2 separate regions of the Homo sapiens genome follow, and region 2 is linked to region 1. The links are chromatin loops, found by intact Hi-C in ENCODE. Cell type or tissue: heart left ventricle. All regions are shown on one strand. Each heading gives the region's core, and the rest is flanking DNA. Links, peaks and the distances in the headings are about the cores only.

The links. Peaks named below come from ENCODE experiments on the same cell type or tissue, not always from the same donor. Only the 100,000 strongest peaks of a DNase experiment are listed, where the experiment ranks them.
Region 2: a loop joins it to region 1, with 2.9 times the contacts of the local background. A loop is called at or near these places in 14 of 110 quality-filtered maps.

Annotation. Positions count from the first base shown.
Region 1 is chrX:2,278,442-2,294,262 of GRCh38, forward strand. It overlaps DHRSX (dehydrogenase/reductase X-linked), which reads right to left. Exons shown (of 7, transcript NM_145177.3): 4 at 13,061-13,162. Among named protein-coding and RNA genes, the nearest start is that of DHRSX, 210 kb to the right of the region's middle. In heart left ventricle, for the core only: a CTCF peak has its summit at 6,357; no DNase peak of the experiment used is centred there.
Region 2 is chrX:2,576,226-2,592,046 of GRCh38, forward strand. All of the region lies in intron 1 of LINC03112 (long intergenic non-protein coding RNA 3112), which reads right to left. Among named protein-coding and RNA genes, the nearest start is that of LINC03112, 25 kb to the right of the region's middle. RefSeq lists enhancers at 6,850-7,350, 7,351-7,851, 7,543-8,042. In heart left ventricle, for the core only: no CTCF peak of the experiment used is centred there; DNase peaks (open chromatin) are centred at 7,734 and 8,059; H3K4me3 peaks cover 311 bases; H3K27me3 peaks cover 3,536 bases.

The DNA.
Region 1 (15,821 bases), core at 2,896-10,895:
GAGGGAGGGCAAACGAGAGGGAGAGAGAAGGAGGAGGAGGAAATGGGGGAAAGAGAGAGAAAGAGAGATGGAGAGGGAACGGGGAGAGAGAGGGAGGGCAAACGAGAGGGAGAGAGAAGGAGGAGGAGGAAATGGGGGAAAGAGAGAGAAAGAGAGATGGAGAGGGAACGGGGAGAGAGAGGGAGGGCAAACGAGAGGGAGAGAGAAGGAGGAGGAGGAAATGGGGGAAAGAGAGAGAAAGAGAGATGGAGAGGGAACGGGGAGAGAGAGGGAGGGCAAACGAGAGAGGGAGAGAGAAGGAAGAGGAGGAAATGGGGGAAAGAGAGAGAAAGAGAGATGGAGAGGGAACAGGGAGAGAGAGGGAGGGCAAACGAGAGGGAGAGAGAAGGAGGAGGAGGAAATGGGGGAAAGAGAGAGAAAGAGAGATGGAGAGGGAACAGGGAGAGAGAGGGAGGGCAAACGAGAGGGAGAGAGAAGGAGGAGGAGGAAATGGGGGAAAGAGAGAGAAAGAGAGATGGAGAGGGAACAGGGAGAGAGAGGGAGGGCAAACGAGAGGGAGAGAGAAGGAGGAGGAGGAAATGGGGGAAAGAGAGAGAAAGAGAGATGGAGAGGGAACGGGGAGAGAGAGGGAGGGCAAACGAGAGGGAGAGAGAAGGAGGAGGAGGAAATGGGGGAAAGAGAGAGAAAGAGAGATGGAGAGGGAACAGGGAGAGAGAGGGAGGGCAAACGAGAGGGAGAGAGAAGGAGGAGGAGGAAATGGGGGAAAGAGAGAGAAAGAGAGATGGAGAGGGAACAGGGAGAGAGAGGGAGGGCAAACGAGAGGGAGAGAGAAGGAGGAGGAGGAAATGGGGGAAAGAGAGAGAAAGAGAGATGGAGAGGGAACGGGGAGAGAGAGGGAGGGCAAACGAGAGGGAGAGAGAAGGAAGAGGAGGAAATGGGGGAAAGAGAGAGAGAGATGGAGAGGGAACGGGGAGAGAGAGGGAGGGCAAACGAGAGGGAGAGAGAAGGAAGAGGAGGAAATGGGGGAAAGAGAGAGAGAGATGGAGAGGGAACGGGGAGAGAGAGGGAGGGCAAACGAGAGAGGGAGAGAGAAGGAAGAGGAGGAAATGGGGGAAAGAGAGAGAAAGAGAGATGGAGAGGGAACAGGGAGAGAGAGGGAGGGCAAACGAGAGGGAGAGAGAAGGAAGAGGAGGAAATGGGGGAAAGAGAGAGAGAGATGGAGAGGGAACGGGGAGAGAGAGGGAGGGCAAACGAGAGGGAGAGAGAAGGAAGAGGAGGAAATGGGGGAGAGAGAAAGAGAGATGGAGAGGGAACGGGGAGAGAGAGGGAGGGCAAACGAGAGGGAGAGAGAAGGAAGAGGAGGAAATGGGGGAAAGAGAGAGAGAGATGGAGAGGGAACGGGGAGAGAGAGGGAGGGCAAACGAGAGAGGGAGAGAGAAGGAGGAGGAGGAAATGGGGGAAAGAGAGAGAAAGAGAGATGGAGAGGGAACGGGGAGAGAGAGGGAGGGCAAACGAGAGGGAGAGAGAAGGAGGAGGAGGAAATGGGGGAAAGAGAGAGAAAGAGAGATGGAGAGGGAACGGGGAGAGAGAGGGAGGGCAAACGAGAGGGAGAGAGAAGGAGGAGGAGGAAATGGGGGAAAGAGAGAGAAAGAGAGATGGAGAGGGAACGGGGAGAGAGAGGGAGGGCAAACGAGAGGGAGAGAGAAGGAGGAGGAGGAAATGGGGGAAAGAGAGAGAAAGAGAGATGGAGAGGGAACGGGGAGAGAGAGGGAGGGCAAACGAGAGAGGGAGAGAGAAGGAAGAGGAGGAAATGGGGGAAAGAGAGAGAAAGAGAGATGGAGAGGGAACAGGGAGAGAGAGGGAGGGCAAACGAGAGGGAGAGAGAAGGAGGAGGAGGAAATGGGGGAAAGAGAGAGAAAGAGAGATGGAGAGGGAACAGGGAGAGAGAGGGAGGGCAAACGAGAGGGAGAGAGAAGGAGGAGGAGGAAATGGGGGAAAGAGAGAGAAAGAGAGATGGAGAGGGAACAGGGAGAGAGAGGGAGGGCAAACGAGAGGGAGAGAGAAGGAGGAGGAGGAAATGGGGGAAAGAGAGAGAAAGAGAGATGGAGAGGGAACGGGGAGAGAGAGGGAGGGCAAACGAGAGGGAGAGAGAAGGAGGAGGAGGAAATGGGGGAAAGAGAGAGAAAGAGAGATGGAGAGGGAACAGGGAGAGAGAGGGAGGGCAAACGAGAGGGAGAGAGAAGGAGGAGGAGGAAATGGGGGAAAGAGAGAGAAAGAGAGATGGAGAGGGAACAGGGAGAGAGAGGGAGGGCAAACGAGAGGGAGAGAGAAGGAGGAGGAGGAAATGGGGGAAAGAGAGAGAAAGAGAGATGGAGAGGGAACGGGGAGAGAGAGGGAGGGCAAACGAGAGGGAGAGAGAAGGAAGAGGAGGAAATGGGGGAAAGAGAGAGAGAGATGGAGAGGGAACGGGGAGAGAGAGGGAGGGCAAACGAGAGGGAGAGAGAAGGAAGAGGAGGAAATGGGGGAAAGAGAGAGAGAGATGGAGAGGGAACGGGGAGAGAGAGGGAGGGCAAACGAGAGAGGGAGAGAGAAGGAAGAGGAGGAAATGGGGGAAAGAGAGAGAAAGAGAGATGGAGAGGGAACAGGGAGAGAGAGGGAGGGCAAACGAGAGGGAGAGAGAAGGAAGAGGAGGAAATGGGGGAAAGAGAGAGAGAGATGGAGAGGGAACGGGGAGAGAGAGGGAGGGCAAACGAGAGGGAGAGAGAAGGAAGAGGAGGAAATGGGGGAAAGAGAGAGAGAGATGGAGAGGGAACGGGGAGAGAGAGGGAGGGCAAACGAGAGAGGGAGAGAGAAGGAAGAGGAGGAAATGGGGGAAAGAGAGAGAAAGAGAGATGGAGAGGGAACAGGGAGAGAGAGGGAGGGCAAACGAGAGGGAGAGAGAAGGAAGAGGAGGAAATGGGGGAAAGAGAGAGAGAGATGGAGAGGGAACGGGGAGAGAGAGGGAGGGCAAACGAGAGGGAGAGAGAAGGAAGAGGAGGAAATGGGGGAAAGAGAGAGAGAGATGGAGAGGGAACGGGGAGAGAGAGGGAGGGCAAACGAGAGGGAGAGAGAAGGAGGAGGAGGAAATGGGGGAAAGAGAGAGAAAGAGAGATGGAGAGGGAACGGGGAGAGAGAGGGAGGGCAAACGAGAGGGAGAGAGAAGGAGGAGGAGGAAATGGGGGAAAGAGAGAGAAAGAGAGATGGAGAGGGAACGGGGAGAGAGAGGGAGGGCAAACGAGAGGGAGAGAGAAGGAGGAGGAGGAAATGGGGGAAAGAGAGAGAAAGAGAGATGGAGAGGGAACGGGGAGAGAGAGGGAGGGCAAACGAGAGAGGGAGAGAGAAGGAGGAGAGGGAGGAAATAGGGGAAAGAGAGAGAAAGAGAGATGGAGAGGGAACGGGGAGAGAGAGGGAGGGCAAACGAGAGGGAGAGAGAAGGAAGAGGAGGAAATGGGGGAAAGAGAGAGAGAGATGGAGAGGGAACGGGGAGAGAGAGGGAGGGCAAACGAGAGAGGGAGAGAGAAGGAGGAGGAGGAAATGGGGGAAAGAGAGAGAAAGAGAGATGGAGAGGGAACGGGGAGAGAGAGGGAGGGCAAACGAGAGGGAGAGAGAAGGAGGAGGAGGAAATGGGGGAAAGAGAGAGAAAGAGAGATGGAGAGGGAACGGGGAGAGAGAGGGAGGGCAAACGAGAGGGAGAGAGAAGGAAGAGGAGGAAATGGGGGAAAGAGAGAGAAAGAGAGATGGAGAGGGAACGGGGAGAGAGAGGGAGGGCAAACGAGAGGGAGAGAGAAGGAAGAGGAGGAAATGGGGGAAAGAGAGAGAGAGATGGAGAGGGAACAGGGAGAGAGAGGGAGGGCAAACGAGAAAGGAAGAGAGAAGGAGAGGGAGGAAATAAGGGGAGAGACAGAGAAAGAGACAGAGAGAAAGAGAGAAAGGGGGAGAGAAGGAAGGCAAAGGAGAGAGGAGGAGAGATGGGGGAAGGAGGAAAGAGAGAGAAGTGGGACACAGAGGAAGACAAAGGAGATAGAGAGACAAGGGGAGAGACAGGAAGAGAAAGGAGATAGGGAGAAGAGGGAGGGTGTGCGAGAGGGAAACAGAAAGGGAGAGAGAGAAGAAAGAGGGGAGAGAGAAGAAAGAGGGGAGGGAGAGAAGAAGGGAAAGGGAGGGAGAGAGGGAGAGAGAGAATGGGAGAAAAGGAGAGAGAGAAGAGGGGAGAAAGAGGGAGAGAGGGAAGGAAGGAGAGAGGGAGGGAGGGAGAGGGAGAATGGGAGAGAGAGAAGAGGGGAGAAAGCGAGGGAGGGAGGGGGAGAGAGAGAAGAAAGAGAGAAGAGAGAAAGAGAGAGAGGGAGAGAGAGGGAGAAAGGGAGAGAGAGAAGGGAGAAGGGGAGAGAGAGGGGGAGAGAGGGAGGGAGGAGGGAGAAGGGAGGTCGAGAGCAAAATAGTAGAAGCGGGGATGGGGTAGACTGAGGAGAGAGAGAGACAGAGAGAAAAAGCAAAAGAGAGGAAAAGTGAGACAGTGAAGAGGTGGAAAGAGAGAATGACAGAGAGACGGGGAGAAGGAGGAGAGAGAGACAGAGAGTTACAGAAAGAGAGAGAGAGAGGAGAAAAGCATTTGAGTAACTGAAAAACCACTGCTTCTCAACCCACTTCCTAGAATCTCGGGAGGGCGGTGGGAAGGATGGAGCCAGTCCAGGGAGGCTATGGGACGGACGCCCTGAACATCTAGCCTTCTCTGGCAGGGAACAGCCTGCCGCAGAGTCACAACAGACCACATCCCATGCTGCTGCCAACACCAACACTAAAAGAACATCCAAATGCCTCCTGTTCAGAGAAGGCGCCATCGGGAGAGGCAGAGGAAACCACTACGGAACAGAAAGCTACTCTATCCACAGGAGAGCAGCTCTGGAAGAGAAGCAAACAGAAGGCACGCAGAATAAATGGTCTACACCTGTGCAGACTCAAGGATCCGCTGACGAATGCATGCGCCGCGATGCAACACTTTCCGTCTTCCCGGGAGGGAGACCAGATGACTGTGGAGCCCGAGTCACATAGAAAATGCCAGGCGCCCACAAAGACAGGAGATGGCTGCTCAGGTGTCCGTCCACCAAAAAGTGGGTCCTCAGTAAGGACCGGCTCCACTGCACCTCAGTCTTCTGTTGATGCAGAACTGCACACCTGGGCTTCCCCGAATGAATCTTCCTTAACTCTCATGGGTCTTGTAGGTGCCCTGTGCCCATTTGCTCATTTGAATGAACTCATTAGAATTCATTCATTCATTTGATTCCATTCATTCATTTGCATCATTTGAATTCATTCCTTCTTTTGAATTCACTTGTTCCTTTGAATTCATTCATTCACTTGAATTTATTCATTTAAATTCACTCATTTGAATTCATTCATTCATTCCTTTGAATTCGTTCATTCCTTTGAATTCACTCATTCCTTTGAATTCACTCATTCCTTTGAATTCACTCATTCCTTTGAATTCACTCATTCCTTTGAATTCACTCATTCCTTTGAATTCATTCATTCATTCCTCTGAATTTATTCATTCCTTTGAATTCATTCGTTCCTTTGACTTCATTTGTTCATTCATTTGAATTCATTCCTTCATTTGAATTTATTCATTCCCTTGAATTCATTCAGATTCACTCATTTGAATTCATTCATTCATTCCTTTGAATTCATTCCTTTGAATTCATACATTCCTTTCAATTCATTTAGTCCTTTGAATTCATTCGTTCCTTTGAATTCATTTGTTCATTCATTAGAATTCATTCATTCCTTAGAATTAATTCATTTGAATTCATTTGTTCATTCCTTTGAATTCATTTGCATTCATTCATTCCTCTGAATTCATTCATTCATTTGAATTCTTTCATTCATTCATTCACTCATTTGAATTCATTCAAGTGAATGAATGAATTTGAATGAATGAATGAATGAATGAATGAATGGGTGAATGAAGAACTGTACCAAAAAACAGAGTCTTTAGGTCTCTGGCCAGGGAAGAATCATTGTTATTTTTCAGGGTCACCCTGTATCGTGGACGTATTTCTTTGGTGGTAGGAAAAATAATGCTTAGTAATTCATTATCTCAGAAAGAAATTCATCCATTAGAGTTATGGGAAGATGGCTGACAAGGATAAATCTATAAATCCTCTGCATTATTAAAAATCTATCAATTTTCAGACATGGGGATGGGAAGCTAGATAAATACAATTTTGAAGTGAATAAACCATAAATACCGGCTCTGCAGGAGGTCTATTATTGATTTATTCTTGTGCTTGATAAATCATCGCGTTGCCTCTGAGCTTCCCACAGCAGCCAGACAGAGGCAGTCAGGTTCTATTTTCAACCCACTAGCAAATGAAAAAGATATTCTATGTCTGAAGTATTTAATGTTTGCAAAACCTTGATTGCTCTAAGAATAAAAAAAGAAAAGCACGAAGTGTAGCTCCTTCTTGCCTTGGAAGTCACCCTGGCTGAGCTCAGCTGGGGCTGTTTTCCATGAGACTTGAGGCACGTGGTTGACTAGCAGGAGTTTTGGAGGGAAGGTTCTGGGGAAATAGTTTAGGGCAGCAGTCTCCAACCTTTTTGGCACCAGGGACCACTTTTGTGAAAGACAATTTTCTGAAGACAGAAGGTGGAGGTGGAATGTGGGGATGGTTTTGGGATGATTCCGGGGCATGACATTTATTGTACACTTTATTTGTATTATTATTACATTGTACTATATAATGAAATAATTCTACAAGTCGCCATCATATAGAATCAGTGGGAGCCCTGAGCTTGTTTTCCTGTGACTAGACAGTCCCATCTGGGGGTGATGGGAGACAGTGACAGATCATCAGGAATTAGATTCCATAAGGAGCACACAACCTAGATCCTTCCCATGCACAGATCATCAGGCTTTAGCTTTTCATAAGGAGTGCACAACCTAAGTCCCTCACATGCACAGTTCACAGTAGGGTTTGTGCTCCTATAAGAATCTAATGCTGCTGCTGATCTGACAGGAGGCAGAGCTCAGGCAGTCATGTGAACAATGGGGAGTGGCTGTAAATACAGATGAAGCTTTGCTTGTTCACTTGCCACTCACCTTCTGCTGTGCGGCCGGTGTCCTAACAGGCCATGGACTGGTACTATGACCTGGGGGTTGGACAGCCCTGGTTTAGGGGTCTGCAGACCCCCTACTAGCCTCTTAGACACTAAAAGTACCACCACTGGAGTCCTTCCCTGAGGCTGCCTATAAATAGAAACTCTATTTACATAAGTTGACACCAGCAATATCCCAAACATACAATCCAGCAATCTCATTTGCACACAACGAAGAAGAATTCTGATGCACAAACCAACGAGAAAAATCCTTGATTTCTTCTCTAAGTCAAGGTACATCTGGCCCAAGCTTCAGCACACCAGCTGGTGATGAACCCATTCTCAGCGTTGACTGTATAGAATCCAGCCTTCTCATTTGCACACAACGAAGATGAATTCTGATGCATAAACCAAGGCATGCAACAAATGAGAAAAATCCTTTACTTCTTCTCTAAATCAACGTACATCTGGCTCAAGCCTCCAGCACAAGAGCTGGTGATGAATCCATTCTCAACGCTGACTGTGTAGAATCCAGCCTTCTCATTTGCACACCACGAAGATGAATTCTGATGCACAAACTAAGGCATGCAATAAATGAGAAAAATACTTTGCTTCTTCCCTAAATCCAGGTACATCAGACCCAGGCCTCCAGCACACGGGCTTGTGCTGAATCCATTCTCAGTGCTGACTGTATAGAATCCAGCCTCGTCATTTGCACACCATGAAGATGAATTCTGATGCACAAACCAAGGCAAAAAATGCTTTACTTCCTCTCTAAATCAAGGTTCATCTGGCCCAAGCCTCCAGCACACAGGCTGGTGATGAATCCATTCTCAGCATAGACTGTGCCATCTGGGCTACTTCTGGCTTGAGGAGCACTTATCCCTGCAGCTTTCCATCCACCCTGGGTACCTCGGGAGGCCCCTTTCCAAGCCCATGGGCTTCACGAAGCTCCATGGTTCTGTTGCATTTCCAAGAGAACCAAGAGGATTTGTCAACAAGAGACTGCCTCTCTGCATTTCTGTCTTCTTGTGAAGAGTGGGCAATGGGTATTCAACACAGCCTCCAAAAGCGAAGTCTCCAGCTCTTTTCTAGAAGCTTCTGTCTGTACCCACAGAGGAAAAAAAAAAAAATCCAGATCCTCTGCAACTGAGCTCTTCTCAACAGTGACCCCAGGGACAAGATGAACCTTAGTCAGCCACAAAAACCTATAGGGAGTCCAGGAAAGCCACAGCCTGAGCAACCTCTTGAAAGATGTAGAACAAAAAGATAAAAGGAAGAAAGTGCAAAGTGTTATTTCAAGCCATCATCTTGTAACAAATGGATTCTCATTATCACCTCCTGGAAATGGTGTTCTGAGCAGCACAGGCTGGGGAATTCCAGGGAGGCGTGTGACTTGGGGTGCAATCTTCTCTGTACTTTACAAGACTGTGTTGTCACATTGCAAGAGGTGTGTTTTCTAAGGCAGAACATTTCACAGAATGATTATTGGTCCAATGTTTGTTTCCGTTGCTAAAGTATGATTTCTATGAGGTCAAGAATCTTGCTTATTATTTTATTTTTCCTGCAAGCGAAGTATGTGAAGGGCAGAGTAGGTAGGTATGGCAGGTTAAATAATGCACAACTCAAGATGTCCAGGTCCACATTATTCATGTGGGAGACAGAATCATGACCCCAAAAATGCCCACACTGTAATCCCCATGTGGGAGACACAATAATGGCCCCAAAGATGTCCACATCCTAATCCTCAGGTGGAAGACAGAATAATGGCCCCAAAAATGTCCACATCCTAATCCTCATGTGGAAGACAGAATAATGACCCAAAGATGTCCACATCCCAATCCTCATGTGGAAGACAAAATAATGGCCCTGAAGATGTCCACATCCTAATCCCCATGTGGTAGACAGAATAATGGCCCCAAAGATGTCCACATCCCAATCCCCATGTGGTACACAGAATAATGGCCCCGAAGATGTCCATATCCGAATCCCCATGTGGGAGACAGAATAATGGCCCCGAAGATGTCCATATCCAAATCCCCATGTGGAAGACAGAATAATGGCCCCAAAGATGTCCACATCCTAATCCCCATGTGGAAGCCGAACAATGGCCCCAAAGATGTCCATATGTTAATTCCCATGTGGTAGATAGAATAATAGCCCCAAAGATGTTCACATTCTAATCCTCATGTGGGAAACAGAATAATGGCCCCAAAGATGTCCACATCCTAATCCTCATGTGGAAGACTGAATAATGGCTCTAAAGATGTCCACAGACTAATTCTCATGTGGTCGACACAATAATGACCCCAGAGATGCCCACAACCTATTCCCAATTTGGAAGAGTAATAACTCAAAAGATGAAAAAATGTCCATGTCCTCATCTCTGGAACACATGAAAATGTGACTTTCACGGCAAAAGGGCCTTTGTAGATGTGAATTAGTGGAAGATCTTGAGATGAGGTGATTATCTGAGATGATCCTGGTGGGCCCCAAATAATCACAATGGTTCTTCTACAAGGCAGGCAGAAGAACAAAAGTAAGTGAAGGAGATAAAAAAAAAGAGAAGGCAAGATGAGAGAGAGAAAGAGAGAGAAGGGAAGAGAGGGAGAGAGAGAGAACAAGAAAGAGAGATTCAAAGGTGTCTCATTGCTGGCTTTGTTGTTGTTTTTGTTGTTTTGAGATGGAGTTTTGCTCTTGTTGCCCAGACTGGAGTGCAGTGGTGTGATCTCAGCTTACTGCAACCTCTGCCTCCCGGGTTCAAGCAATTCTCCTGCCTCAGCCTCCCGAGTAGCTGGGATTACAGGCATGCGCCACCATGCCCAGCTAATTTTGTATTTTTAGTAGAGACAGGGTTTCACAATGTTGTCCACGTTGGTCTCGAACTCCTGACCTCACGTAATCCACCTGCCTCGGCCTCCCAAAGTGCTGAGGTTACAGGCGTGAGCCACTATCATTGCTGGCTTTAAGGCCGGGTTGGAGGCCATGGGTGAAGAAACGCTGACAGTCTTCTAAAAACTGGGGAAGGAAATACTCTCCTCTAGAACCAGTGTCAGCCATAGACTCAGGAATTTCACACTGGACTTACTGGCTTGAGGTGCCTCTGAGGCATTGAGCGAAGGTAAAAGGTCTTAGCATGGAAGAAAGGTCTAGATAAGTCTAGGAAGAAGTAAACCCAATATGTGCATGAGATTTTCTACAGAAGAGATAGGGTACAGAGACAATCCAACAACAAGACCCTTTTGATTCAAATTCAACCCTGTCCCAGTTTCCAGAATATTTTTGTTTGTTTCTGAGAGCCCTGTGTGCCTTGTTTAAAATCTGTTGAGAAAAGGAACAGAGGAGAATCCTAGGAATGCAATAGCCATTTCAAAAGGTAAACGTGGTGGTTGAGTGATGGAGTATACGCTGGTTAGCCTGTGTCAACTGGTGTTAGCCTGTATCCACTGTCACAGATGTGGTTCATATACACATTGCTCAGTAAAATTCTGCTCCCCCCAGAACACAGTAAGATTCTGCTGGAGAAACATATCATATCTGACATTCCTAATTTTTTTTTTTTTTTGAAACAGTCTTGCTCTGTTGCTCAGGCTGGAGTGCAATGGTGTGGTCTCGGCTCACTGCAGCCTCCACCTCCCAGGTTCAAGCGATTCTCCTGCCTCAGCCTCCTGAGTAGCTGGGACTACAGATGCCCGCCACCACGCCTGGCTAATATTTGTATTTTTAGTAGAGACAGGGTTTCACCATATTGGTCAGGCTGGTCTGGAACCCCTGACCTCAGGTGATCCACTCACCTCAGCCTCCCAAAGTGTTGGGATTACAGGGGTGAGCCACCGCGCCCGGCCTGAGATTCCTAATTTTTTCTGCTTACTGGTGGATGCAAGCCCATACCAAATGGATGGAAGTAGTCGCACAAAAGTCCTAAGAGGATGGACAGTTCTGTTTTGTGTGTCTCTGTGCAAGGGCACCATGTCATGTATGTATTTCCATCTCCAACTGCTCTGTGATAAAGTGCTCCCATTACTAATGAGTAAGGGTGTTACACAGAACGAGGAAATGAGACGTCGGGTCGTGTAGGATCTCCACAGTGCCTCTAAGTGGTCTCCACATTTGGTGACTTATAATGCTATAATTCTAATCACTTCTAATACTGATAGGTCTTCAGCAAAGGAAGTCCACACCCAGTGCTGAGACAGAAGATTCCAAATGGCTGCTGACTGGGAAATCATTTATGCCTGCGTAGAAACTTCAGATCCCACCAGGATGGCAAATCTGAAAAGTGTTATTGATCTCCAAAGAAGACACACAAAGTTAAAATCATTCCGGACCTTCCAACAGGAGCCACTAGCACTGATAATACGATGTTTCTTACCAGGCTAAGTACATGGAAATGGTGTTGTCTGTAGCTATTTGAGTGGCACTCACACATCATAGCTATGTCTGCACGTATTTTTATGCATAAATACATATACATCATACATCAAATACATATACAAATACATATGCACTCACACATAGCTATGTCTGTACAAATTTTTATGCATAAATTGGCATCACACTCTATGTATAGTTTTATATCCCATGCTTCTCCTTTAAACTCTAGCATAATAATTTCCAATTAAACAAGTGGGTTGAGGGGGAACCGTGGGTATCTCATCCACTTTCCTATCCTCCAATCCCATTAATGTTATACAAAAACACGAAACACATCAAGACAAAAAGAAAAAAAAATTAGATAGAAGCTACCACATCTTGGCAGCTGGAAACAGACAGGTATTACAACTTTAGTACAAAGAATAATGCTTTCTCCCTCCTTACAGACATGTCCATATCCTAATCTCCAGAATTTATGAAAATGGTACGTTAGGTAGCACAAGGGGTTTTGCAGAATTAAGAATCTTTAATGGTCTAGGTGGGTAATGGAGTAATTACATTGGGTAATCACAAGATCCTTTTGCTGATTTTTTTGTCTGCAATCTGAAGTGTCAATAACTTGATAAATATTTCATGTATTTGAAAGGAATGTGCTGTCTTTATGGGCTCACTGTTTGACGTACGTCTGTTCTATCCACTGTATTAATGTCACTATTTATTTCCTCTCTGAATTTGCATTTGGTCTCCATCTGTGAAAGTGATGCGTTAAATTCTACTAGCACACATGTTTGTTGGTGTATTTCTGAGACCTTTAGTTCTATGTATTTACTTAGTTTGGAGATGTCAATAACTGTACCTCCTCAGTGTGGAGGGTTCAGGTTAACTTTTATAAAAAATAAAATGGACTGCAGCAGGGGATGAGAGTAATGGGCATCAGTGTTACGAGGAGAAACATTAAGTGTTGCAATGATCTTAAGCGCTCAGCGTGGCCCAAAGAAGGGCTCAAGGTCAACAGTAAGCGTTGCAATGACCTTAAGCACTCAGCGAGGCTCAAAGAAGGGCTCAAGGTCAAGGGTAGTTTGTGTTGAAGATTGGCAGATGGGCAGATTGAAGGTGGGGAAGGGGAGATATTGACTCCACCTATCTGGGTGAGAATGTTGAACAGGGGGTAAAATCAAGAGATAAATGGTAATGAGCTTCTAGTGCCCAAATAATGACTCTCAGGGGAATGTGGTGATGGTTTTGTAAGATAACATTTGGGAAAACACCAACCCTTAGCATGTGCCTCATACCCTTTAGTCCAAGTGGACAAGTCAACGTGTCAACTCCATACAACATGTTATCGCGTTTACCATTATTTCAAAGTAACATGCTAACAAGAATGATGCTCTTCCAAAGCTATCCGTGAAATGAAGCACTGACTAGAAATAGCAGGTATGTTCAATAATTCCCATGGATATCCTGTTTTGCTGAGACACTTCTCCCGCATGAAAGCTAGAGTTCCTGTTTGCATTCAAATTAACCCCTGGCTTGCTGCAATTTCACCAGGACTCACCATTGTTGATCAGGACATGGAGAGGAATCTTCTTCATCTTGAACTTCTGCACAAACTGCCGGATGGAAGTCATGGAAGCCAAGTCACAGTATAAAAATTCCACTGGAAAAGGACAACAACAAAAAATACCTGGTTATCTCCCAACCTATTTCAGAGATTAAGAAAATTTCTAAACAGGTCAAACTCAATTTCATCTAGGAAGTAACACTTTTTTTTTTTCTGCTCTTTTTGAGATGGAGTCTCGCTCTGTTGACCGGGCTGGAGTGCTGTGGCAGGATCTCAGCTCACTGCAGCCTCTGCTTCCTGGGTTCCAGTGATTCTCCTGCCTCAGCCTCCCAGGTAGCTGGGATTACAGGCACATGCCACCAGGCCCAGCTAATTTTTGTATTTTTGTATTTTTTTTTTTTTTTTTTTTTTTAGTAGAGACAATGTTTCACCATGTTGGCCAGGCTGGTCTCAAACTCTTGACCTCAGGTGATCCGCCCGCCTCAGCCTCCCAAAGTGCTGGGATTACAGGCGTGAGCCACCACGCCTGTCCAGGAAGTAACACTGAATTGGACATGTCAGTAGGGTACAATGAGGAGCTCATACTCTAGGGAGATCAATGAGTCCCATCCTTGTATAGTCCCCTTTCCTTGAGTCTGTGTGGGACCTGTCATTCTCCTCCTGACCTTGATGTGAGCTGATGTTTTGTGAGAGCGCCTTGGGGCCAGAACCTGGGCATGGCCTCTCTAGGAGCTGACAGCAGCCCCTGGCCAAAAGCCAGCAAGATACTCAGATCCCCAGATCTGCAGCTTCCAGGAATTGGATTCTGCGTATAACCATGTGAATTTCGAAGATCCTGAGCTCCAGAGAGGACCTCAGGCCAGATGACACTTTGGTTATAGCCCAGTGAGACCCCGAAGAGAGAATGCAGTTACACCTGCCCAGATTCCTGACCCGCAGCAGCTGTGGGATAGTAAGTATGAGCCCTTCCACGCTGCTGAGTCTGTGGGTTATTTTGTTACACAGCATATGTAACTGATACACAAAATGACTCAGAAGCAAGGACTTCCTTCTTCTGCAGTAGAGGAATATAGAATATAGAATTTTATATAATAATCAAACAGGAAGCAATTTATGCATCCCCTGCTACAGATAGTAAGAAGTACGAGCCCTTCCACGTTGCTGAATCTGTGTTATTTTGTTACAGGGCATATGTAACTAATACACAAAATGGCTCAGAAGCAAGGACTTCCTTCTTCCACAGGAGAATATAGAATTTTATATAATAATAAAAAAGGACGCCATTTATGGATCCCTTGCTACAGATAGTAAGTATGAGCTCTTCCACGCTGCTCAGTCTGTTATTTTGTTACACAGTATATGTAACTAATACACAAAATGACTCAGAAGCAAGGACTTCCTTCTTCTGCAGAAGAATAATAAAAGAAAGCATTTTATTTTTTATTACATTTATGTTTTTGGAGACAGGGTCTCACTATGTCCCCATGGCTGGTCTCGAACTCCTAAGCTCAAGTGAGCCTCCCACATCAGCCTCCCAAAGTGTTGGATTACAGGCGTGAGCAGCTGTGTCCAGCCAAAGATGACATTTTTAGAGAGTGAATGACTCAGGGACAGCTTTATAACATCACATAGGTAGAGAGGTAGACTTATGTCTATTGTATTCAGTATATCAACTTCACTCTTTCTCTCTAAATTCCCAGTGGGTCTCCATCGCTAAAAGTGATGTGTTTGATTGTGTTAAAGCTGTTTTTTTTTTTTTTTTCCCAGAAGGACTGAGGTTTTGGAGGGAGAGGAACTAGAAAGAAAAGCAAATTCACAGGTATATAATTCTGCCTCCAGGTCCATGGGTTCAAGGAGGTTGGGAGAACAATGCAACAACCTAAAGTCAGACAGAACAAAATGCATGAAAACTAGCTATTACTTGCAGCAGAGACAGCAGATCTCTGAGGGAAGAAGCAAGTTCCCTTACATTGAGATGGGAAGGTAATTTCTGGAGAGAGGTGGAAGGTATTGGGGGACACTGCCAGTGAGTTCTGAAAGGTGAGGATGGGGAATGGTGTGAGGTGGAAGAGCAAATCACAGCATGTGTGCAGAGGTCAGAGACAGGAGTCCTCAGGGAGGGAGCGAGCAGAGGCTGGTTCTGGGCTGGCCGAGAAGAGAACAGCCTTGATCTGCAGGGCTGCTGGTGGTCAGTGTCATTTACAGCCTCCTCACTGGGGAGCCTCATAGGGGAAAATCATTACTGTAAAAGAACTGTTAATATTTTTATGAAGGCCACATAGCTTTCAGAGGATAAGCAGTGTGTGTGTGTGGTGGGGGGAGGGGTCTGCCTGTGCCCCCCATGTCTGCACTGATGTGTAAAATGCCAGCAATCAATTTTATGACAGACACACCTTGCTTAATAAGCTCTATGAGCCTTACTCTCCAAAACTATTACTGGAATGCTCATCATCATTCCAAAACGAAATGACTCTCCACTCACCATCAGAGAGAGAGAAGAGACAGAGATGGAGTGTAAGAATGAGAAAGAGAGAGATAGAAAGATAGAAGCAGAGAGAGAGAGAAAGAGAGAAAGAAAGAAAGGCTAAGAGAGAAAGAGAAAAAAGGAGGGGGAGGAAAAGGGGAAGAGAGAAAAAACACACAGAGATAAAGACAAAGAGACACAGTGAGAGAGAGAAACAGAAAGAGAGAGAGGGACGGGAGACAGTAAAAGGGACAAAGAGAGAAAGGCAGACAGAGAGATACAAAGAAAGAG
Region 2 (15,821 bases), core at 3,652-11,651, 300 kb after region 1:
TTTGTTCTCATATTTCTGTTTGCCTCTACTATTTTATTCGCTTAGATAGTTTTTTGTTTGTTTGTTTTGTCTTTTGTGGTCTTGACATTTTTGCTGACGGTAGGAAAGATCCAATTTCCATGTTATTGTAATTCCCATTAGACTTGTCCATTGGTGTCATGCTAAAAGATGAGATACTAAAGAAAATTGGCTGGGAGCAGTGGCTCATGCCTGTAATCCCAGCACTTTGGGAGGCCAAGGCAGGTGGATCACCTGAGGTCAGGATTTCGAGACCAGCCTGGCCAAAATAGTGAAACCCCATCTCTACTAAAAATAAAAAAAGTAGCTGGGTGTGGTGGTGGGTGCCTATAGTTCCAGCTACTCAGGAGGCTGAGGCAGGAGCATCGCTTGAACCCGGGAGGTAGAGGTTACAGTGAGCCGAGATCACGCCACATCCAGCCTGGGCAACAGAGCGAGACTCCGTCTCCAAAAAAAAAAAAAAAAAAAGAAAATCATATTTAATTCATTTAGCTTTCATCGTAATTACAGTCACACTTCACACACATGGGAATTAGGGAGCCAGGAAGAGTAATGCGGCAATGCCCTGTGTTCAGACCACTATTAATGGGTAGGCTTTGGGGATACTTTGCTTTTCTCTTTCACTAATGATGTCTGTCCATTTTCCCCGAGGATCTTTTCGGGAGCCTTCTGTGTGGTGGGCCCACTTACGACCTGAATCACCGCATTCACGCCAACAGTACCAACCCATAGGTATGCTTAGTCATCTGATGACTCAGAGACAGGGGGTAGGCGGATGGAATGGAAGGATGAGTCTGGTCAGATGGTAAGAGATAGTACAATGACATGAAAAATAGCCACCACTGACCACTGGCAACCTGGCCTTGAGATCCCTAGTGGACAGTTATTTATTTACTATTTATTTATTTTGAGACAGGGTCCACTCTGTCGCCCAGGCTGGAGTGCAGTGGCACAGTCTTGGCTCATTGCAACCTCTGCCTCCAGGGTTCAAGCGATTCTCCCGCCTCAGCCTCCCAAGTAGCTTGGATTACAGGTGTGCACTACCACACCTGGCTAATTTTTGTATTCTTGGTAGAGACGGGGTTTCGCCATGTTGGCCAGGCTGGTCTTGAACTCCTGACCTCAAGTGATCCTCCAGCCTGGGCCTCCCGAAGTGCTGGGATTGCAGGCGTGAGACACCGCGCCCGGGCATGGACAGCTTTTTGAGCGCATAATTACAGACAGTCTTCACCTTCCCCAGAGGAAAACATAACAGCCTATCCCAAGGTTTCGTAATAAAAGCGTAAAATTGTCATAAACCCACAGTAGGTGTTCAATAAATGCATACATCTTGTTCCCACACCCGAAAAATCCTAGTTAGGAGGTGACCGAGGAGAGTTTACAACACAAATTGCACCTGAGGTTTTGCACACGAGTGAGTTTGATCCCTTTCCTCCAGAAGGCCGGCTACTCATTCAAAGGGCCCAGTTTGTTTCAAACTATTTTTGGAACTGTTTCAGAATTGCCTCCAAGCGCCTGTCTAGACCTTACCTTACACTGGCGCTATTTTGAGCTAAAAGCCATATTGATTAAATTGGCTTCTAAAGTTATCCCCCAGACTTGGCGCTGAAGGAGGCTTAGGTATTTCCAAAAATCCTAGCCTCTGCCTGGAAGGCTCCCCAGCTAAGGATGCAAGACAAGGACCAAGGACGACATTTCTTGAAAGATCCTGCCTCTGGGGATAGTTTCGGAAAGGAAGTGCTCAGGTTTGTGAGACAGCAGCAGGGCCCTGGGACCTTTCTCTGATGGGGGAATATCCCCCTCTAGGTCAGCACGCCCCATCACAGCACTGCATCTACTGTAGGTACCTCCAAAGTCACCCTTTCTATTTCACTCATGTTTCCCTTGAATTTACACTTTACATGTTGCTAGACCAAATCGGCGGAGGGGAAAAAATAACTCATGGAAACATGATCTTTTTAGAAATGGCATTACTCAGAAAGCACAGCAGGGGTTTGGCTTATGGTACGGTGTTGTTTTCCTGCTTTGAGGCGCTGTTACAGATTCTTCTTCCCACTGTACAGCTTCCCGGCCTGACATGCTGCCTTGGGAAGTGCGTGAAAGTGAACGCAGCCTCCTCTTCCTCTTAGGAGTCCTCCGTTTCGTGTCTCTTACATCCTGAAAGGACCCAGCTCTCTGAGTCAGGCCGCGGCACTGCCCCTCCTAGCTCCAAATCCACATCTATTTCCCACTTCACTTTCTAAGTGGGATTTAGCTTAACACTGTGGAGCTTGGAGTATCACAGAGCTAATATGTAAGACCCAGGCTGGTCTTTCCTTCTCTGTCGGCACCTTGGAATTCTCTACTACCTTTCAGCCTGCCTCTCCGCTCCCCCGGCTTTTTTTTTACAGACATCTGCAATGCAGGCAAGTTCCAATATGAACATCTGTGGAACACAGCCTGAGAAGAGGAGATATAAAAGGATCTTAATTTTAGGGTGAAGGAGGAGAAGAATGGTTAAGAAGCGTCTCAATAACGTAAGCCACAACCTCAGGCTTTGAAAACAACATTAACTGAGAACAGCTTTGAAAACAACAGTGAGATTTTCAACTCAATTCTTTTTCCCACAGGTCACTTATCTTGAATTCCAAAATGTTGACTTCTGCTAAAGAATCTTTTTTTTTTTCAGTGATATAAATTTGGAAGGTATGTCAATATTCTTATCCAGTGTGAAGTCCTATGACCGAAACACTTGCGTATTCGTCTCTCCTCCCCGCTACACTTCCCTTGGGGAAGTACACACAACAAGGCAAACAAACACCTCTGACCACTTCTGAGGCAGCCTGTTCTTTTTTTTCTTTTTTGAGATGGCGTCTCACTCCGTCGCCCAGGCTGGGTGCAGTGGCGCGATCTCGGCTCACTGCAACCCCCACCTCCAGGGTTCAAGCGATTTTTCTGCCTCAGCTTCCTGAGTAGCTGGGATTACAGATGTGTGCCACCATGCCTGGCTGATTTTTGTATTTCAGTAGACACGGGGTTTCACCATGTTGGCCAGGCTGGTCTGGAACTCCTAACCTCAGGTGATCTGCTCGCCTCGGCCTCCCAAAGTGCTGGGATTATAGGTGTGAGCCACTGTGTCCGCTCCCTCTCCCTGCTTTTTTTTTTTCTTATAGAGTCTCACTATGTTGCCCAGGCTGGTATCAAACTGCTGGGCTCAATCGATCCTTCCACCTTGGCCTCCCAAAGTGCTGGGATTACAGTCGTGAGCCGCTGTGCTCACCCTGTCCTTAATGATCAGCTTGAGAAAATTCTCTCTCATCTAGTTGACCACGTCCCCCTCTCATCACTGCCACCAAATGTCCCTCATTATGGTGTCTAGATGTTTTGTCTTGCTACATCTCAAGCTTCATTACAGATCGAATTTACCCTCTTCCCTCAACTCTTCTTGCACAGAAGCTGAGGTTTCCAGGAGGCCCTCTCTACCCCTTGGGGGACCTTCCCCTTAAGTTTGGAAGCTGCCAAAACCATGTAAAGGAGATTTTAGGAGGGTCTTTGCACTATATGGGATCCCAAGAAAAATGCATTTAGGGCCACTTTTTCAGCAGCTTCGCTTTAAGGTTCATTTTTTTTTTTTTTAAGACTCATAAAAATCTTTACAGTTTGGAACACATAAAATATATTGACTGGACGCGGTGCCTCACACCTGTAATCCCAGCACTTTGGGAGCCCGAGGTGGGTGGATCACTTGAGGTCAGGAGTTCGAAACCAGCCTGGCCAACATGATGAAATGCCGTCTCTACTAAAAAGTCCAAAAATTAGCTGGGCATGGTGGCTCAGGCCTGTAGTCCAAGCTACTCGGGAGGCTGAGGCATGAGAATTGCTTGAGCCCAGAAGGTGGAGGTTGCAGAGAGTCAAGATTGCACCATTGCACTCTAGCCTGGATGACAGAGCCAGACTCTGTCTTTAAAAAAAAAATACATAAAAAGTTTTAAAAATGGAAACCTGTGTGAGCAGTGTCTAGAAACAGATAATTAGCAGTTATTCTGTAATCAATTTTTTAAAAACTTTAAAGAGAATGATTAATTTTAAACCCTAAAGGAGAGTTGCAAGTAGAAATATAATTTAAAACTTTTGTGTAATATCACTGCAATGGATGTGAGATTTTACACACACACACACACACACACACACACACACCCCATAAACACACATGTGTGCCACAGGTCCGTTGGTAAAAGCTTGGTTACTGATGATTGAGTTTTTTTCTTTTATTCTTGGGGAAGTTACATAACCTGTTTTTTTCCAGCCTTATTTTTCCATTCTGTGTAATTGGGATACTAATTATATTCATGTTGCTGTCAGGAGGGTAAAATACAATGTATATAATATTATTTTCACTCCAGATCTGGTGTTTAGTAAAACACTCAGCAACTATTAGGTGTAATTGTTATTTATAGGAAACTGTAGGTCTTTTGACAGTAATCATAACCACCCTTGCATGTGTGGGTTGTCCATAGAAAATTAAGATAATAGCGCAGAGGTTTCTGTCTCATCATGCTCTTCCCAGCTTCACTGAGATTGTCCTTTTTTCCAGTCAGGGCTTATCTTTCTAGGTTCCAGGAAAGCATCCTGAGGGATCATGCTGCTGTTTTAATACTCATATCTTCTTTAGGTGTGAAATACCCAAACGGGCCAGGAGCAGTGGCCCACACCTGTCATCCCAGCACTTTGGGAGGCTGAGGTTGGAGGATCACGAGGTTAGGAGTTTGAGACCAGCCTGGCCAACATGGGTGAAACCCCATCTCTACTAAAAATACAAAAATTAGCCAGGCATGGTGGCACGTGCCGGTAATCCCAGCTACTCAGGAGGCTGAGGCAGGAGAATCGCTTGAACCTGGGAGGCAGAGGTTGTAGTGAGCCGAGACTGCGCCACTGCCCTCCAGCCTGGGCGACGGAGCAAGACTCCATCTCAGAAAAAAAAAAAAAAAAAAAGAAAAGAAAAGAAAAGGAAAAAAGAAAGAAAAGAAATACCCAAATGGTCACCATGATCTAAGCACTCCCTTGGAGAACTGATGGATGTCAGTGTGCACTGATGGACATAAAACAGGACCACAGAGAAGAGTCACACTTGTAGAAAGAAATGCCCCCCAATCTCTAGCCAAAAGCTCCAAGTGGGAGTCTGTGTCACTTCCAGTGACAACTCTGCACTGACTCACTGCGTGACCTTGGGCAAGAAGCACTTCTACCTGCCTTGGTTTGTGGACCTGAAACAGGGATGTTAGCACCAACCTGGCATCTTCCCAGGACAGTGGCGCAGATCTGGAGGAACACCTCACGGGAAGGTCTTTTGTAGATCACACAGGAGGCTACACAGACATGAGTTACTGTGATTTCCTTTTGTCTAAAGGTTTCTTTCTGGTTCTAGCCTTGTCTATCTGGGGGAAGGAGACTATCTGTGATGGAGATGAGCGTTCTTTTCCAAGAGCGTTAATTAGCTGTTCACTTTGTGACTTCGTGAGCGCCCTACCATTTGAATTCTGAATCCCTGCGTTTTGTTCTCATTTGGTGATGAGCCTTTCAGCAGACATGGTAGTGACTATTAAGTAGGCATTTTAATGCAATCGTTCATAGAATCAATATGTAGACGGCTAGTTTCTAATTTATGAGAAGGCATTCTCTGGGAAATTGAATAAACAGTGCTCGATTGGAATATGGAAATTTTATATAAGAAAAATAATCCGAGAGAGGCTGAGAATGTACAAGCTCTAAGGAATCATCAGATGTGAACAGGACTTCAGCTATCATGTTTAGGGTGAGCTTCGTTAGTGGCTCACATCTAGTTTCAGCTGCAACTGTATTTTCATATCGTTCCCAGGCAAGCCCCGCGAGTGACTGACTCCACGACCCTGTTTCTTCCCAAACCCTCACCTGAGAAACAGGCTTCTTGGATTAAATCTTCCTTTTCCTATTCGACTAGCCCGGTGGGTTTGTGCTTGGCGTAACTTTGGGCCCCCTGGGTGGGATGTGCTTGCGTGAAGCTCCAGTAGCTTTTCCTCTGTGCCGGGAATAATTTGCAAAGCGTCCTATTTTGGATTTTCATAATCAAGCTTCTACCCCGTTTCTTTTCAGTTAATTTAATACCTGGAGCACACGCAGTACTTCAAAAATATTGGTCCGTTCTGGTGTCAGAGAGTCTTTTTGGACTGAGATGTAAAAGTCCTACATTTGGGTATGTGAGCTGGGAGTTGGGGGGCCAGGCTGAGGAGAAGCAACAAATTCCAGAGACAAACTTGGCATCTTGGGAGATGTAATACACGCACCCAGCCACAGAGTCCCAGGAGAATGTATTTTAATGGAGAATGTGGAGGGACTTTGCAAATGTTTTCATTTTCTCAAATCATATCTGTTATCCTGAAAGTGGTGTCTGTTCCCCCTAACGCCCCCCCGCTCCCTCCCCAACCCTTTGCAGACACTGGCATCTGTGGACATGAGTTAGGTGCTGCAGTACCACTCACTGTGTCAACTACAGTATTAACTACGGAAAACACACACACAGTCACAGTCACACTGACACTCACACCCTAACCATCCCAAATCAGACATTTGCAGTCCCACGGGATTTCCAAAGATTCCCCGGACAAGCAATCTATAGATTATCCTGGGACCAGAAAAAAAAAAGTCCTAGGATTTTTAGTTTCCTTAACCCTCAAGTGGCTGGAAACTGTTAATCAGAGAGGAATGAACATAAATAACACCAAGCCGAGCTCCGTCTGATCCGAAGTGAGCCCCCAAACAGCTTCTGTCTGCCCTGATTACCAAAGGAAGCCATGCCCACGCATAAATTGGCAGTCTATTTAAACTGGGTGTTCTTCCTCACAGTTTTTTTTTTTTCCCAGAGAAATATTCAAAGGCAGGCATTTTTCTGGCTAAGAAGATATTTATTTAAGTCACAGATTGCTTCACCTTCCCAAACTTGCCCGGCACACTTGGTGTAGGGCAAAGCCTCATCCTTGTCACATCTGTCCCTCTCCCCTCTGGAGCAGGGGCCAGAGGACTTTGGAGGACACCTACTCCCCCCACCCCCAAGGCTTCGGCTTCCCAGGGGGGGCTTGGCAGTGTGAGAAAGGCAAACCGCCTTCCGACCTGGTTGAAATTTTGTTTCCCATTGCTCCCTAGAGGTGTCCCTTGGCCGTGGATAACGCTCACTCTGTTCCTAGCCTCGCGCTCACCGTGTTTGTCCATGGAGGTTATAGGGAACTTGAGTGCGGGGTCCCCACCGCCGGAGCAGAGGGCTAGGGACCCGATAGCGCCTGGTGTGCCATAGCGCATTGGACCCACCCGAGAGCCCGCGTTCTGCTGCACCGGTGGCGGCCACAGGCGGGAGCGCCTATGCGCCTTGGACCCAAGGCGCCCAGGGGGTGGGTGGGACGGACCTGGAGGGGGTACAGGGGGGGCCTGCGCCCACCTCTCTGCACGCGCATCTGCCGCTTCCCGTGCCCCATAGGGGAGCCCCGGGCTCCGTGAATCCTCGGGTTCAGTCCCGCGTCCGGATTCCGCGTCCTCCCCGAAGTTGGGGCTCCCCAACCGTGGCCCCCCAAAGCGCCCGCACGAGCGCACTCACCCGCTCTCCCCGGTGCGTCCCTGAAGGTCAAGGCCAGGAGGCGGTGGAGGTGCAGGGCGGGCGGTGGGGCCCGGAGTAGGGGGCGCGGGCGCCGAGCTGGGGGGCACCGCGGGACGGCTCAGTCCCCATGGCCCTGGCGCTGGGGGCGCCCCCCGCCTGGCGACCCCGGGGGTCCGCGGCGCTCAGATGCCGTGGTCACAGTCCACATCGCGGCAGATGTACCAGAGGATCACGTAGAGGATGAGGAGGATGGCGAAGATGAAGAGGGCCACCAGGATCGCCTTGGTCACCGGCGAGATGAGAGACTGCATGGCCCCAGCGGGGCGCGCGGGAGGGCGGGGGGCGCGCGGGGGCGCGGGGCGCGGCGCTCACGACCCCCGAGCGCGCCCGGAGCCCCGCGCCGGCCCCGCGCCGCATCCGCAATGCTCCGTGCCCGGGACAGACGCTGCCTGGGTGGCTGCTCGGCGGCGGCGGTGGTGGCAGTGGTGGCTGCTCGGAGGCCGGCGCGCTCGGGTGCAGGCGGCTGCGCGCGGGGCTCCCACCGCCCGGGTCCCCCCAGCTGCTGGCGCTCACCGGGCCCGGCGGCCGCTGGGCTGGGCTGGGGGCACGGGGGGCCCTGGGGGCGGCCGGGAGGAGGGGGCGGCGGCCATGGGGGAGAGCTGGAGGAAGGCGGCGCGCCGGGCAAGTCCCCCGAAAACTTGGGGCGGAGGCGGCGCGGTGACAGGTGGAAACGCCAGCCCCGCGGGCAGCAGCGCGCAGCCGTCCACTGGCGGCGGGGGGCGCGGGGGCGCGGGAGGGAGGCGCGGGGGCGAGCGCGCGGGGAGGGGCTGCGGCACTGGGCGGGGGGCCTCCCTTTGCAGATGGGGAGGGTCGGGGGAGAGCAGGCGTCCCCGACTGCGCGCCTTTCCATCACCTCTCCCACCTCTCTGCTTTTCCCGGCCCCCTCTCTCCAGCGCAGCGGTGGATATCTCTCTCGTCCAGGTCTTGCATCTCACCCCTTCTTTGGGAGTCCCCTTCCTTTCCTCTTTTCCTCACTCTCACCCTGCACCCCGGTATGGGTGAGCTGCGATATTCTCATCAAAGAATGAAGGTGCTCATGGAGAGAAGCTGCCCCTTCTCTCTTTCTCTCTCTCTCTCTGTGTCTCTTGTACAGGGAAGGGGGTTTCAAGTTGCAACTAACTCATTGCTGATACCAAGCAGGATGGGCCCAGGCAGGAAAAAAGTACACACCCTTGCCCAGAGTCACAGCTTCTATAAGGGGAAGGGGGAGACTGGGTTCTGTGATGAAGGGGTGAGGCAGACGTCTTGGTGTGAGACTCAGTCCCGTGATAAAGGGGCGATGCACACAGACGCCTTAGTGTAAGGATCCAGGTTTCTGCCCTCGCATCACAGAAAGCCCTCCACCCCACGTTTGTCCCTTACTCTCTGGGGCTTAGCCCTGGGGAATGGAGAGACAGGCATGGTGGCACGTGGGTGCACACACATTTTTCCTGAAGTGTGAGCTGTGTTTAGGGCTGATGTCTGGTGGAGACACGAACAGGTCAGGGCACAGCACAGAAGGCCGAAGGAGCCCAAATTCTTGGGAAAGGAGGTAGTTCCTCCCTAGCTGGGCATCCTGAATACTCTCTTTAAGGGAGGGAGGGAGCTGGGGCTGTTGGACAGGGGCATAGGGCTTGCACCAGGAATCCATGACATGGTAAGAACAGGGACCACCCAGTTTCCCAGCAAATACACAATTCAGGCCTTTCATGCCCTGATTTTTGTCTCCGCTCCCTGTGGCCCCTAACACCGGTGAGCAGGAGCTGTTCCACGATGCCTGGTAGAAGTCTTCGCCTGCCTGCAGTGACACACTACTGAGGGAAAATTTTATACCTGCATGCAGTGACCCCAGCACCGATGCCCCATGGTTCTGGGAGACAGAAAGAGCTTCAGGGTTGGAGAGCCTTTGTCTGAGAGCCTGGCTCCCGAGGGTAAGGCATTCCTGACCTTCAGAAACAGGAACAAAGGAGAAGATAGGACCTGACCCAGGTAAAAATAGCCTCCCCTGCTATGGTCTAGGATGGATTTGCAGCTGAGGAAGGATGCCAGGAAAATGGACCATGATATCAGAGGGCTGTGTGGGTCGGGGAAAAAGGAATTCATCAAGCACTAAAGTGGCGATGCAATCTCTCCTCTGCACCCTTCTACCCGGTGTTTCCATTCCAGAGACAGCTCTTCCCCCAGGATGACACAGGTGGGAGGGAGGAGACCCTCTTCCTGCTGACGGCAAAGAGAAGAGCCCACCTCAGGGTCTCCCAGCAGATAGCCGGGTGGCTGGCGTGGCTTTCCCTTGAATCTGCAGTCTGTGAAAGGTTTTCGAGCAGAAGTGGGGAGCAAGGGAACAGTTTTGTAGATGGCATGACCCATGCCAGCAAGGCTTGCAGCCAGGCAGCTTCTTCTTGCCACTTTAGAGAGGAAATCAATTGTGTGTGTGTGCGCGCGCGCGTACCCGTGTGTGTGGGTGGGTGTGTGTGCACGTGCCCACACAGTGCATGAAAAGGTCCTCGCTCAGCGATAGTGTGTACATTTCCAGGGCAGCAGCTTCTAACTTTCAATTGAACCTGCGTTTCCAGCCTCTAGCTGTTCATCGGCTGAGAGAAGATGGATAATTGAATTTCTATACTTCCACTTCTCTGCACATGAAGAGTTGGTATTCCTCAGGGGAATTCCTCAGGGGAAGAAACACCAAAGTTTCAGACAGTTTGTAAACTTACTTTTGTCTGTACAATTTATCAGACACCCACAGTGAAGCCAAGAGCAAAAAGAACATCCAGATGGAAAGGTATAAGGCAGGTGTCAGAGCCAATACACCACGATTCCTTTCTCACAAATAGAATTTGATTTTTTTTTTTTTTTGAGACAGAGTCTCGCTCTGTCACCCAGTCTGGGGTGCAGTGGTGCGATCTCAGCTCACTGAAACCTCTGCCTCCCGGGTTCAAGTGATTCTCCTGCCTCACCCTCCTGAGTAGCTGGGATTACAGGCGCCCGCCACCATGTCTGGCTAATTTTTTGTATTTTTTAATAGAGATGGGTTTTCACCATGTTGATCAGGCTGGTCTCGAACTCCTGGCCTCAGGTGATCCACTCACCTTGGCTTCCCAAAGTGCTGGGATTACAGGCATGAGCCTCTGTGCCCGGCCTATAATGTGATTTTTAATGTAGGAAGACACAGAACAGAATAGACATCCCAGGAAAAAAAAAAAACATGGATTTACACCCAAGTGACTTTTGACAAAAGCAGCAGGGAAGTACACAGAGGAAAGAACCCTCTATTGAATAAATGGTGCTAGAAAAAATGGATACTGTACTCAGAAGAACACAACTAGCCCCCATCCCTCACCATATACAAAAACAAACTCCGCATGAATTAAAGACTGAAATATAAGACCCCAAACGATGAGATGACTAAAGCTAAAAGAAGAGGAAATGCTTCAGGACCTTGGTCTAGGCCACGATTTTGTGGGCAACAAATTGAAAGCACAGGTACCACAGCCAAAAATAGATAAATGGGTCTATATTAAACCAGAAAAGCTTCTGCTCAGCAAAGGAAACAATCAACCGAGTGGACAGACAAGCTGTAGAATAGGAGAAAATATTTACAAATATTTGGGGATAATAATGACTCATCTGAAAGGGGATGAATCTGGAAAATTACAAGGATCTCAAACAACTCAAGAGTAAACAACAGTAATCCAATTTAAAAATTACCAAAAGGGCAGGGTGCGGTGGCTCACACCTGCAATCCCAGCACTTTGGGAGGCTGAGGCAGGTGGCTCACCTGAGGTCAGGAGTTCCAGACCAGCCTGGCCAACATGGCAAAACCCTTAGCTGGGTGTGGTGGTGGGTGCCTGTAATCACAGCTACTTGAGAGGCTGAGGCAGGAGAATCACTTGAGCCCGGGAGGCGGAGGTTGCAGTGAGCCGAGATGGTGCCAGGCCTGGGCGATAGAGTGAGACTCTGTCTCAAAAAAAAAAATCAAAGGATCTGAATACAAATCTCCCCCAGAAAAGGCAGATTCATGGCCAACTCACCCTAGTTAGAATCACTATTATCAAAGAGACAAAAAGTGAAAAACGCTGGTGAGGATTGGGACAAACGGAAACTCATGTACTGTTGGTGGGAATGTAAATGAATACAGCCAGGATGGAAAACTGTATGGCACTTTCTCAAAAAACTCAAACTAGAACTGCCATATGATTCCGTAATCTTACTACTGTATACATTTTTAAAAGAAAGTCTGTCTATGCAAGAGATATCTGCACCCCCAAGTTTATTGCAACACTCTTCATAATAGCTAAGATGTTCATTAACACATGACTAGACAAAGAAAATGTGGTATCTATCCATCATGGAATACTATTCAGCCATAAAAAATGAAATCTGCCATTTGCGACAACGCAGATGAACTTGGAAGACAATATCTTCAGTGAAGAAAGTCAGGCATGGAAAGATAAATACCCCATGTTTTCACTCGTAAGTGGGAGGTACAAAAAAGTTAAGCTCATAGAAGTAGAGAGTAGAATTATCATTATTAGAAGCTAGTGGCTGAGTGCAGTGGCTCATGCCGGTAATCCCAGCACTTTGGGAGGCCGAGGCAGGTGAATTGTTTGAGGTCAGGAGTTCGAGACCAGCCTGACCAACATGGTGAATCCAAGAGGTGGAGGTTGCAGTGAGCCAAGATTGCGCCACTGCACTCCAGCCTGGGCAACAGAGCGAGAGTCTGTCTCAAAAATAAAAATAAAAATAAAATGCTGTTTCTGCCACTTAATCCTTCAGTCATGTACATATCCTTCATTTTCCTCATCCCTGAGTGACTTCTTGAACTAAATATGGTGGGAAGGCAATGTTTCAGGGCAGCCACTCTCCCTAGAGTGAATTATTTTAGAATCAGAGAAGTGGTTGCTTCCTAAATCACAATGTGTGAACTACTAAACGCTCTCTCCATATGTGGCTTGTGGTTGTTTGGTCCTGAGATACAGAGCTTCTAACGTGGACGGTAATCTATTGATTTACTATCAGTGATTAGGACTTCTCCTTTTTCATCTGTGTATATGGGTTTTTTGTTTGCTTGTTTTTGTTTTTGTTTTTGTTTTTGAGACAGAGTCTCACTCTGTCGCCCAGGCTGGAGTGCAGTGGTACGATCTCAACTCACTGCAACCTCCACCTCCTGGGTTCAAGCAATTCTCCTGCCTCAGCCTCCCAAGTAGCGGGGACTACAGGCATGCGCCACCACACCCGACTAATTTTTGTATTTTCAGTAGAGATGAAGTTTCTCCATGCTGGCCAGGCTGGTCTCGAACTCTTGACCTCAAGTCATCTGCCTGCCTCGGCATCCCAAAGTGCTCACAGGTGTAAGCCACCATGCCTGGGCCGGTTTGTTTTTATTTTAGCTCATAGTTGCATGTAGAAACTCATGGACAAGATGAACCATGAGCCCTGGGGCAGGCAGATGAGGACAGGAAAAGTTCCCCATTGACTAATTCATTCCTGGGTGATTAGAAGTATTGGAAGGATTTTATCACTTCTGATTGGCTCAGTATCTGTGTGAGTAAGAGCTGCTCATGGGCTGACCAGAATCTGCTCCAGGTGGACAGCTATCTCTGGGTCTGTTTACTGAAGAAACGTGTGTACTTTCTTGAATGTGCTACAACTCTTCAGGGTATCCCTGGAGAACTTTGGGATAGGTCCAGCATTCCATGTAGAAGATGGAACATCTTTCCCAAGAGTTTTTGGATCGTGTCTATCTCTGGCTTGACTCAATTGCCTAAAGTAATTGAATAATAAGTGCTTTTCCTCTGCTTCACTTTGAATGCTGAAACATGCGTTTTGTTTTTTAACCAGAGGAAACTTGCCCAAATTCTTGACAATCCTGGGCTCCTTTGGAGGATTGAAAATCTTGGGTCCTGGCTCTGTCTCCTGGATCTGCACGTTGGGTCATCAGTATTCAAAATAATTCAAACTCAGGTGATCCAGTGACCAGCTTTCGCAATTTGCTATATGAAACTGATTTGGCCGGGCATGGTGACTCATGCCTATAATCCTAGCACTTTGGGGGGCTGAGGCAGGTGGATTGCTTGAGGTCAGCAGTTCGAGACCAGCCTGGCCAACATGGTGAAACTCTGTCTCTCCTAAAATACAAAAATTAGCTGGGCATGGTGGCGGGCACCTGTTGTCCCAGCTACTTGGAAGGCTGAAGCAGGAGAATCGCTTGAACCCAGGAGGTAGAGGTTGCAGTGAGCCGAGATTACGTCACTGCACTCCAGCCTGAGTGACAGAGCGAGACTCCGTCTCAAACAACAAAAAACAAAAAAGCAGGAAACAAAACAAAACTGATTTGGTTTACAAATCAAGGTCAAAAATCAAGATTTGGAAAAAATCTTGGTCAAAATCAGGATTTTGACTACTGTTTCTCCATGCCCTGCTCACATGAGAAACCCTCTCTCCCTCCAAGGCTCCAACTCTGTAATCACTTCTCATTCCCAAATCTGTGGGTCAAATCAAGGTCAAAAATCAAGATCTGGGTTGCAGCCGGGCTTGGTGGCTCATGCCTGTAATCCCAGCACTTTGGGAGGCCAAGGTGGGTGGATCACCTGTGGTCAGGAGTTCAAGACCAGCCTGACCAACATGGTGAAACCTCGTCTCTACTAAAAATACAAAATTAGCCAGCCGTGGTGGAATGTGCCTGTAGTCCCAGCCACTTGGGAGGCTGAGGCAGGAGAATTGCTTGAACCCGGAAGGCGGAGGTTGCAGTGAGCTGAGATTACACCAGGGTACTCCAGCCAGGGCGACAGAGTGAGGCTGTGTCTCAAAAACAAAAAGGATTTGGGTTACAAAATCAAGTTTGTAAACCAAATCAAGTCTGTGGTATGGATTTGTGTCCAGTCCCTCTTTATGTGTGCCTTTGTGTTGGGGCGGAGGTGTGGTTATTGTTTTTTCTGATAGTTTTTCCTAATGTGTTATTATTTTTAGTGAGGTTAAGTCTACAGGTTAACTGAGGCATAAACAGACTTGCTATATTTGCTAATTTAGGCAAAACACAAAGCCAATGATAAAAACCGATAAAACCCAATGGACGAAAACGGATGTTTCCGTAATAGCAGGAGTCGCTTAGAGGTTCAAAAGCATTTTACCTTCTTAGTTCATGGTTTCTGCTTTTCTTTAGTCTGCCAGTGTTGTTGTCTTTGGGATATGTCTTTTTACTATTTGCTCAGATTATTTCAAATATGATAGTGGGTAGTGTTGTGTGAAATAGCTAAGATTTTATGTAGATGCTATTAATAAATTTAAACTAACATTTTAGGTGTCCAGCATTTTTTATCTATGAACAGAGCAGCTAACACTAGAAAGAGTTCTCTTTACAGGGAAGCAGATGTAACCCACCTGCTTTTTAGAATGGGGTGGTTTTACAAGGAAACATCTCTCTAGGTTTTTTTTTTTTTTCGTGAGCCAGAGTCTCACTCTGTCGCCAGGCTGGAGCGCAGTGGCACAATCTAGGCTCACTGCAACCTCCGCCTCCTGGGTTCAAGCAATTCCCCTGCCTCAGCCTCCCAAGTAGCTGGGATTACAAGTGTGTGCCACCACGCTCAGCTAATTTTCGTATTTTTAGTAGAGATGAGCTTTCACCATGTTGGCCAAGATGGTCTCGGTCTCCTGACCTTGTGATCCACCCTCCTCGGCCTCCCAAAGTGCTGGGATTATAGGCGTGAGCCACCGCGCCTGGCCGGAAACATCTCTCAAGTTCCTAAGGTAACTGCTTTGTTCCAAAACATAGATTCATTAAACTCAGTGTGTGTGAAAACTAGTAATAAGTTAGCAGAGCTGATGGGGACTTCAGACTTTAGTGTATGTTTTTTACTACCTTATTCCAGCAAATATGGGTTGGCGACAAAACCACAGAAACGATAGAAGAAAGGACATTTTATTTTTAAAATAGCAGAGTGGGAGCCAGTCAGCCATGGATTCAGATGACGAAAACAACCAAAGAAATGTGCACAAACTCTCACAGTGTTATTTCAACAAAGTATATATTTACAGATTGTCTAAATGGGTATGCTTTTTAGCTTTAAGCTTTGCTTTCATTTTTATTTCGTTTGTGGAAAAAAATGTGAAAACCAACAGAGCTGGGGAACACAACGTTGGCCATGCATTCTAATTAACTTGTTTT